Linked DNA regions of Homo sapiens: all the other regions are linked to region 2. A link is a contact called in ENCODE Hi-C or POLR2A ChIA-PET data. All regions are on one chromosome and are shown on one strand. The core of a region is the stretch at or near the end of the contact, and the rest is flanking DNA. Distances in the headings are between cores, read along the strand shown. Region 1 holds the start of H2BW2 (H2B.W histone 2). Region 2 holds the start of TMSB15B-AS1 (TMSB15B antisense RNA 1). Region 3 holds the start of H2BW1 (H2B.W histone 1).

Evidence for each region. Hi-C counts contacts between places; a loop is a spot of excess contacts on that map. ChIA-PET counts read pairs that join two places held with the same protein, here RNA polymerase II (POLR2A). Pooled maps may share reads with other maps.
Region 1: a pooled map shows a loop between it and region 2 (2.4-fold over the local background). The contact joins the promoter of H2BW2 here to the promoter of TMSB15B-AS1 in region 2. A Hi-C loop is called at or near these places in 2 of 50 pooled maps.
Region 3: a loop to region 2 is called in a map of transverse colon, with 8 times the contacts of the local background. The contact joins the promoter of H2BW1 here to the promoter of TMSB15B-AS1 in region 2. A Hi-C loop is called at or near these places in 12 of 168 maps with a recorded cell type or tissue (ascending aorta, body of pancreas, esophagus muscularis mucosa and 8 more) and 14 of 50 pooled maps. POLR2A ChIA-PET finds 5 or more read pairs at or near these places in 1 of 52 experiments (H1).

The regions. Positions count from the first base shown.
Region 1 is chrX:104,038,284-104,041,384 of GRCh38, reverse strand. It overlaps H2BW2 (H2B.W histone 2), which reads right to left and starts at 1,429. Exons shown (of 4, transcript NM_001388464.1): 1 at 981-1,429; 2 at 499-557; 3 at 279-297. The coding sequence starts at 1,390. The coding sequence ends at 521.
Region 2 is chrX:103,918,071-103,921,120 of GRCh38, reverse strand. TMSB15B-AS1 (TMSB15B antisense RNA 1) reads left to right here and starts at 1,573. Exons shown (of 5, transcript NR_146557.1): 1 at 1,573-1,696; 2 at 2,041-2,289; 3 at 2,661-2,712; 4 at 2,896-3,034. It also overlaps a transcript of TMSB15B not described here. RefSeq lists an enhancer at 1,558-1,647.
Region 3 is chrX:104,011,863-104,015,033 of GRCh38, reverse strand. It overlaps H2BW1 (H2B.W histone 1), which reads left to right and starts at 1,326. Exons shown (of 3, transcript NM_001002916.5): 1 at 1,326-1,864; 2 at 2,286-2,344. The coding sequence starts at 1,458. The coding sequence ends at 2,322.

The DNA.
Region 1 (3,101 bases), core at 180-2,679, 120 kb before region 2:
AGGTACATATTCTAATCTTAGCTTTGGATTCATATCCCTAAAAGATCATGATTACAAGCAATGCAAACAAAAACATCAGGTAAAGAATCACACTGCCGTTCCTTTAAACACCAGGTTGAATATAACAGGAAGGCTGCTGTGGGTTCAGCTTGGGTCACTCCCCCCACATTGGGTCAATGACTGTTGCTCATAGACTGCAGGTCACTCATTGGCTGTACCACTGTACACTAGGGCATGAGCTGTTTCCGTGGACACTCCGTAATCCTACTGACACACACCTGGAAGTAAGGAAGGTTTCTGTTCAAAAAGAAATGAAAAAATTACTGTCAGTACAAAAAGAGAATGAATTACAATAGTGGTCTCAGAGTCGGGGAAGCTGGAAAACGAATGGATTCTTGAAAATTTTATTTAGCCATATATATACTGTAACTGGGCCTCGTTTGCTTATTTACATGGATTCATGATGAGAGAGATGCTGAACACATTTAGGAGGGTTACCTTGCTTCTTGTATCAGCATATTCACTTTCTCTGTTGCCATATCGCACATAATGAAGTTCTGGAAAATCCCACCATCCAGTCGTAGGAGAATGAGAGTGAAAAAGGTAAACATCAGTACATTGATAACATCATCATAAAGATAACCTAGAAAGATAACTAAGAAAAACGGCCATTTGGGAAACTGAGGACACGAAACACGATTACGGAAACACCCCCTACTTTTCCTTGGAGCATATTGCACTACAGATATATTGGAGTTGACAGTGTTTTGCACTGTGGGAAAAATGCTTGAAAAACCGCAGGAGGCCACACGGCACATGCCCCCCAAGCTGGAACGGTGCCACCCACACCAACCTCCGGTGGGGTCCCCCCCTTGGCGGGCCACTGGCCTATAGGGCCACGGGCGGTGGTTCTGAATAGAGCCTTTGGGTTTCCCAGGTGCTCAGGCGCTCCTGAGACAGCTCACTTGCTTTTGGTGTACCTGAGGGCGGCATTCGTGCCCTGGGCCTCGGCGAGCTTGCCCATCTTCCCCGGCAGCAGCAGTCGCACGGCCATCTGGATGTCCCGGGAGGTGATGGTCACGCGCTTGGTGTAATGGGCCAGCTGACCAGCCTCGGTGGCGATGCGGTCCAATATGTCATGGATCATAGAATCCATGACACTCACGGCCTCCTGGGAAAGGCTGAGGCCCTGGTGAACCTGCTTCAGCACCCGGGGGAAATAGGGGGTGAAGCTGTCCCCGAAGCTGTCCCCACGGCGGTTGGCGTGGCGCCTGCGGGAGCCTCGGCACCCTCGCCTCTTCTGCTTCTGGGCCTTCGTGGAGTTGGCCTCTTTGGGCTCCTGGATGCTCTGGCCTTCCTCCGAGGTTGTCTCAGAGGAAGCCTCAGCCATGGCGGAAGCAGCGGCCATTAGATAGCAAGAACAGAGAGTGACGGTTGGGGACCAGGGAAGTGGGGGGCACTTTGGTATGGTCGCATGGCTCTACGTCACATTCCAACTCGACATCTGATTGGATGAAGTGTCACCAAGGGCGCCTCTCAGCAATCTTCCCTCCATTGAAGGTGATCGGATGATCCTGTTGCTTGGAATCATGTCAGCCAATCACAGAGGGCGTCTGCCCGCCTAAGTGGCCGGGTTGCCTACCTCAGACAAAGGTACACAGAGTCTTGCTCTGTGGCACACCTGCAGTGCAGTGGTGCGGTCTCAGCTCACTGCAACCCCTGCCTCCTGGTTTCAAGTGATGCTCCCTCTTCAGCCTCCCAAGTAGCTGGGAGTAGAGGCGCGTACCACCACACCTGGCTAAGTTTTGTATTTTGTGTGTGTGTATGTGTGTGTGTGTGAGAAACATGGTTTCTTTATGTTTCCTCAGGCTGGTCCCAACTCCTGGACTCCAGTGATTCTCCTGCCTTGGCCTCCCAAGCTGCTGGGATTACAGGCATGAGCTATTGTGCCTGGCAGAGAAAACTTATTTCAAGAAAATAAAACATGATGTTGATACCCATTGAAGGATGCACACTACAAAAATCTGAGAACATTTATAAACTTGGTTACAAAACTCATACCTGAAATATTATAAATTAAATCACATTACACACACACACACACACACACACACACACACAAAGGGAAACAGTTTACTGCTGTAAATAACAATTTAGAAGCATCAAACGGGGCAAACATTACTAATGGAACAAGCAGACCTCATATAATCTTTTTTCAACATTACCTCTATTATACAATTCATTTAAATACATAACAAAAACCCACAGTGCAGAAATAGCTAAATCAAAAATTCAATGAACAGCACCCCTTTCAAGCTTCCGAGAAAATAAAGTAAGGACTCTAACTCATTCACATTTGTCTAATTCTATTGTTTCCCAGTCTACAATCTTTTTTAATGCAAAGCTTAATGTCCTGTGAGTATGCATCACTTACGATGGAAGTATCCAATGAGAGCACCCAAACCCCACTCTCCACTGGCTCAACTAATGAAGTGTCTTCAGCCCTGGGCCTGAGCCACTGGCTCAGAATGTGAGCAGGTGACCAGTCCTGAACCAATAAATGCCCTCCTAGCTGTTCAGCCTTGTAAATTGAGGAGAAAATTAGTTTGAGGTTTTTGTCCACTTTTTATTTCTTTGTTTGATTTTTCGTTTTATTGTAATTGTGGTGAATTAAAGATTTGAATCCAAAGCTGTGAGTAAGCATGTCTCCTACCTCTGGCATCATATTATGAAGGCAAGTTCTCTGAAAAGGAATTTGGAGGAAAGAGACTATTCCTGTGAACAGCTTGCACACCAGGGAGGGGCAGACTTCAGTGTAAAACAAAGGCGAAGTTCCAGAGAACTAAAAGAGGATATGGCTTTTATAGAGAAAGTTCCCATCGAGGTTCTCAGTACAGTCCATTCATGCAAATAAAGGATTCAAAATTAGTTCTGATTGGTTGACTCAGTTGATCTCTGATTGGTCAACACGACTGAGCCCTGATTGGCAGGGGCAGGTGAGCTCTGGCTGGTTGGTTCAGGTGACCTCTGAAAGTTGCAGAGTTAGATAGAGGTATGGGCTTTTGGGGAATTCCTAGTACATGTGTGAGCTCTAGTCTGCA
Region 2 (3,050 bases), core at 324-2,823:
CTTGGGGTTGTAAATAAGAGGGTGGAAATGAGTGAGTGAAGTGCCTTGGCAGGCTGAAGATGAAGCCAACGGCAGTGGAAGGGCTTCAGACTGTTCACTTGCTTCCAAGCATCAGGAGTCAAGAACAGGCCCCACAGGAGCCTCCTAGCCACACTATACATAAAGGAAGTAATACCTGCTCTCTAAGTCAGGGAAAAATGGAGCAGGTTTTCCAGCCACTGCCTTCATGGCCATTCACTTTGGACAGCCCTGCATGCTGTTTCCATGGAGTTGCTCCTTCTCTGGGGCCAGTGATGCCAAATCCAGCAAAGGAGAAGTCCCCTGAAGAGCTCACAGAAGGGCAACCTAGCAACCTGTCCTTGAGCCAGGAAATGAAAGAGCCATATCAGCAACAGAGAGCTGTGGTTTGGGGGTTAGGTTAAATGGGGTTTGATTTCTCACACTTCTTCATCAAGCATGGCTTGAAGAAGGAAGACATTATGACAGACCCATTTGAAAATCTGCAAAGCTGTGGACTCAGAAGAATGTACGGAGTCCAGATTCTTTGCATACAGTTCCAGGAAGGACCGCGGGTAGGAACCTGTGCTCTGGAGTTACATTTCATAACAGATATGCCATGGACAAATACACTGATGACAGGCCCATTTACTTATAACCTTCAGCATCACGTGGTGGTGTTTAGAACAGTGGTTCACGAATCTCTCTACACCTCAGAATCAACTATGGGGCTGTTTAAAACTACAAATCACACTCTTTACCTGTAGTCCTAGTACATCAAAATCCCCCAGGGGTAAGGCCCAGGAATCTGCATTTATAACAAGCTCTCCAAAATGATTCTGAGGCAGCCCACTTTTTACTCACTTTAGTTAATAGTATGAGTTCTGGATTCAGAGATTCGGTCCAAATTTTGGCTTCACCTTGTAATTTCAGACAAATCATTTTACCTCTCTGAGCCTTGCCTCCCTTGGCGTCACAAAGGGCTGTCGAAATTATGTTGCTTTTATAAAAAGGGCAGCTTTTTGTAGTATAAAAAAAAGTATTTTTAAAAAAACGAAGGAAAGAAGAGTGCCAAGAAGAGTTTCCTCTTCTGTACAATGGGCACCATAAAGGTTGCCTTCATCTTCCCTCAGCCCTCTCCCTACTACCTCCTCACCCCCTCCCTCAGCACTATCATCACATTGAGACTGCTGTTGAGATGGTTTGAGACTACCTGTGCAAAAGTGCTCTTCAGACAATGCTGCAGGGCAAACAATTAGCATCTAGAGAGCAACATACAGGTGCTAAGTTGGATGCTGTAACTTCTTTGCTGCGGGATACAGTGCAAGACGCTTAACCTCTCTGTCTTTGGCTCAGTTTCTTCATCTGTGAAATGGAGATAACAGTTCTTGCTCACTAATTCTATGCAGTCCCAAGTTGGTCCTCCCATCCTGGCTTTGGTTTTTCTCCGCTATCCCTTAATCTAACAGAATAGAGGAGTGTTGGCAAGGGGTAGCCTTTGAAGTCAGATATGTTGACTTGGGAGTGAGCTCTTAGCTCTGCACTTCCTAACTGTACCGCCTGGGTGTTTCAGTCCTTTCCTGTTAAGTGGGCACACTGCTACCTCCTTCACAGGGCTGCTGAGAAGAAAGGAGACAGGCGCATCCGCACACAGAAAGCACTCAGTAAATGCTGTTTCCCCCCTTCCCCCTATACAAAGGTAAGGAACTCTCATTGTTCACTTGGTTTCTGTCCCACCTCGTGTTTCAGGCATCCGGTCTCAAAGCCCGGAGCAGAGCCGAGGCGGAAGGGGATGGGGAGAAGGGAAGCGACGGGGTAGCAGCAAACTCACAGATGAAAGGGAAATGGGCCTGGTCCGTGCGTCCGAGCTCCACTTGACGCCGCGCCGGCTCCCGTGCCTGTCGGCCTCAGCCCCCGCCAGCCAGCTCCCGAGTCTTGCTAGCAGTAGCTTCAGGGCCAGAGGCTGCTTGGGTAGGCCGCCTCCTCGCCCCGCTGATTGGCCGCGTCGCGCGGCTTGTCACGCTCTTTTGTCTCAATGGGCAGAGACTGAAAGCAACCGCGGCTGCCCGGAGGTCCGAACTGGAGGGTGGCCGCAGCCGTGACTTCCTTGGGAACCGCGCTGCCTCGACTCGGCTACCTCTCTGCGAAGCACTCGCTAAGCCGGGCAGCCCCGGGGTCGCTTAGCGGCCCAGGAGGCGCCAGCGATCCTGTTCCCCTGCAGAGCTATGGGGACCGGAAGGCGAAACAGAGCTGTCGACGCGGGAGCATACGCTGCCCACCAGTGGAGCGCAGGTAAAGAAAGAGCGCGCGATTTCCCGGCGCGGAGAGGGGTGGGGGAAGCCCCACCAGGACTGGGCGGCGCCCGGCTTGGAGAATCAGTAACTGCGAGGCAGGGGATGGAGCACTCCCATGGCCTGGTTGCGCTGAGAAAGGAGTTGTGGCTCATCTGGATGCTGCCGACTGGGTAGGATTTATGATTTGCCTGGATTGAAGTGGGCGGGGGTGTTGTCGGGCGTCGGGGGCGGGTGTTCGGGGAGGTGGCAAGGGGCGGGAGAAGACGATCGCAAGCTGTCTTGAACCCCTTTTGCATCTCCTCATCTCTTCCTGGGAAGGAATATGGGGGTGGGAGGTCATCCAACTTCTAGTCCCTTTCTCTCCGGCAGGTCATCAAAGCCGAATCCGAATTTGAATTCTGTGCGGCTGATTGCAGAGCTGGTAGGCCGACGGTTTCCCGCAGGAAATGTACGGGGGGCGGGAGTGCAGGAGGCACTTTGGCTTGTGTTCAGAAGATGGGAGAGGGAATTTTCCGCCTGGCGACAGAGGAGGCGGTGGAGGGGAGGTATCAGGTTTTCAGAAGAGGCTGCTCCCAACCCTTCCTTTCCTTCCTTCGCGGCACAGTCTTGAGGCCCTGAGGACTGGGATCTGCGACCCCCAGTGGACAAAAGTCGACTCTACCCCAGAGGCTAATTTTCTCAAGGCAGGCACCTGTTGAGAGGCTGCAAGTAAAATACAGGGGAACGCTAGTTTCCGAGCTCATGTAAGAATCTGAGAAA
Region 3 (3,171 bases), core at 77-2,576, 94 kb before region 2:
GGAGGTGACCCGGAAATGAACCAGTGAGAGCCTCCCTGGGAGGTTTAACCTTGCAGATTGTGAAGAAAAACGATGTGGCTCTTTCCCTGTTTTTTGTTTGCTTTTTTTTTTTTAAGAAAAATATCATGCTGACTTACTGATATGAATACAGAGATTGTTGTGGACAGGTCTCTTGTGCCTTGTACCAAACTACGAGAAGGATTGTCTTGCTAAACGTTTAAGTAGATTTATAAGATCATCATTTGTAAAGGGGACTGTTCAGAAATGGTGTACTAGAGTTCAGTCACAGAGCTTACCATATACGATCTTATCTAACAACAAAAATGAGCCTTTTTGTCCTTCTTAATCGTGAACCAATTTATTAGGAGTAGAATAAGTTGTTTGCTAAAGACATGACAGGAAATACACTTGAAAGCCTGACCTTTGAAATGACAGTTCATCGATGACCTTTATTTCTTCAGCATTTCTTAAGAATCTTTCTTGTTCAATTCCTGCAACTTAATGTTACTTAAATGCATTTAAGGAATGCCTTTGCGTATATTATCAGAGACTCTTGAAAGCTCTCTTTCTAACTTGAACATAATTTCCATTTCTGGAATCCCTTTCTCTCCCTCAGGGGCTTCCTAGGAGATTTAAGGCGATATTTTTTAACCCAATATCTCTTAAACTTATTAGCCATTTCCAGCTTTTGAGTTGTGATTTGTGGTTGTTGTTTTGCTTTCCTTTTTTTTTTTTTAATTATTTTTTTAAACCTGGTCGATGTCGAGTGTTGTCATATGTTTTTAATAAAAGTGCCTTTCTGTTTCTATTGTCTGCTTGGAGGCTGGGGTATGGCCATTTCTCATTCTCCTGATTCACGGAAGATGTTGATCAGTACTGAAGCCCGGAGCCAGACCGCTAGGTCCTTTGATGCCCAGGCGGCCATGTCAGGGAGTTCCTGCTCAAGCCAGGGTGGCTTAGCCCAGGATAACAGTAGCTTCTGAGATGGGTGACAATTGTTCCACACGTGGCCACAGTCATTCTTCCGGCATAATGGACTTGGGCTCAGGAGGTCTGTCTCTCCTCAGGGATCATGAGCTGAAATTGCTAAACTTTGGGAGTTTTCAGTGACACCCTTCAAAGTGCTCACAGTGTGGCATGGATCAGCTGAGAAGGGCGGATGCGCTTTTGCCCCGTGAGGCATCTATCTGTGTAACTTTCTCCGAGCTGGGCCACAAGGGGCGCTTAGGCCCGCAGACGCCCACTGTGATTGGTTGACGAGATGCCACGCAACGGGACCATCCAGTCACCTTCAACGCAGGTAGGTTTGCTGAGAGGCTCCCTGCGTGACACTTCATCCAATCAGACGTGAAGCTGGCCCGAGACGTGGAGCCATGCTGCGTACCGAAGTGCCCCGGCTTCCCCGGTCCACAACCGCCATTGTCTGGTCGTGCCATCTAATGGCCACTGCCTCCGCCATGGCTGGACCTTCCTCTGAGACGACCTCTGAGGAACAGCTGATCACCCAGGAGCCCAAAGAGGCCAACTCCACTACGTCCCAGAAGCAGAGCAAGCAGAGGAAGCGAGGGCGCCATGGGCCCCGCAGGTGCCACTCCAACTGCCGCGGGGACAGCTTCGCCACCTATTTCCGCCGGGTGCTGAAGCAGGTTCACCAGGGCCTCAGCCTTTCCCGGGAGGCCGTGAGTGTCATGGATTCTTTGGTTCATGACATATTGGACCGCATCGCCACCGAGGCTGGTCACCTGGCCCGCTCCACCAAGCGCCAGACCATCACTGCCTGGGAGACCCGGATGGCTGTGCGCCTGCTGCTGCCGGGGCAGATGGGCAAGCTCGCCGAGTCCGAAGGCACGAAGGCTGTCCTCAGGTACACCAGGAGCAAGTGCGCTCCCTCAGGAGCACCCGAGCACCACGGGAACCCAAAGGGTCTTTTCAGAGCCACTGAATGTGGCCTGAAAGACCAGTGGCTCGCCAAGGGGGACACCACCGGAGGCTGGGGTGGGTGGTGCCCTTCCGACTTGGGGGGCATGTGGCGTGTGGCATCCTGCAATGTTTCAAGCATTTTCCCCTCAGTACTAAACATTGTCAGCTCCAATATATCTGTAGTGCAGTTTGCTCCAAGGAAAAATAGTGGGTGTTTCCGTGATCGTGTTTCATTTCCTCAGTTTCGTAAACGGTCATTTTTGTTAGTTATGTTTCTAGGCTATCTATATGGTGATATTATTACTGCACTGATCTTTACCTTTTTCTGTCTCATTCTCCTGTGACTGGATGGTGGAATTTTCCAGAACTTCACTGTATGCCATACAGCAACAGAGAAAGTGAATACGCTGATACAAGAAGCAAGGTAACCCTCCTAAATGTTTTCAACACCGCTCCCATCACGAATCCATGTAAATAAGCAAATGAGGCCAAGTTACAGTGTACATACAGCTAAATAAAATTTTCAAGAATCCGTTCATTTTCCAGCTTCCTCGACTCTGAGATCACTATTGCAGTTCATTCTTTTTTTGCCATGACGATAATCTTTTCGTTTCTTTTTAAACAGAAACCTTCGTTACTTCCAGGTTTGTGTCAGTAGGCTTAGGGAGTGTCCACAGAAATGGCTCATGCCCTAGTGTTCAGTGGTGTAGCCAATGAGTGACTTGCAGTCTATGAGCAACAGTCATTGTCCCAGTGTGGGGGCAGTGAACCAGGCTGAACCCACAACAGCCTTGCACTGATATGCAGTCTGGTGTTTGGGGGGACAGGGTTGTGATTCTTTACCTGATGTTTTTGTTTTCAGTGTTTGTAATCATGGTCATTTAAGGATATGAATCCAGTGCTAGGAGTAGTATATGTTCCTTGCCCCTAGCATCAAGTTATGCAGAGGATGGTCAGCCTTTAGGAGAAGTCAGATAACGCTTATTTCCTCAAGAGATTTGCATATTAATATTCATGTTAATGTTAATATAGGTTAGCTTTCATTGTGCTTTCTTCTGGGTCCCAAGTCTTTGTATTTTTAGCACTTTTTCCTATGAGTGTATTGTTGAATTTCAGAGCAGCTGCTGACTTTCCCATTGCTTTTCTTTTCAGAGGATCTCCAGCCGCCCGAGTATGTGGACCAGAGAACATACTCTGGGATTGCGACCCATAGGAATTTATTGTATTGTGCCTTGAAGCTCAATATGTGGC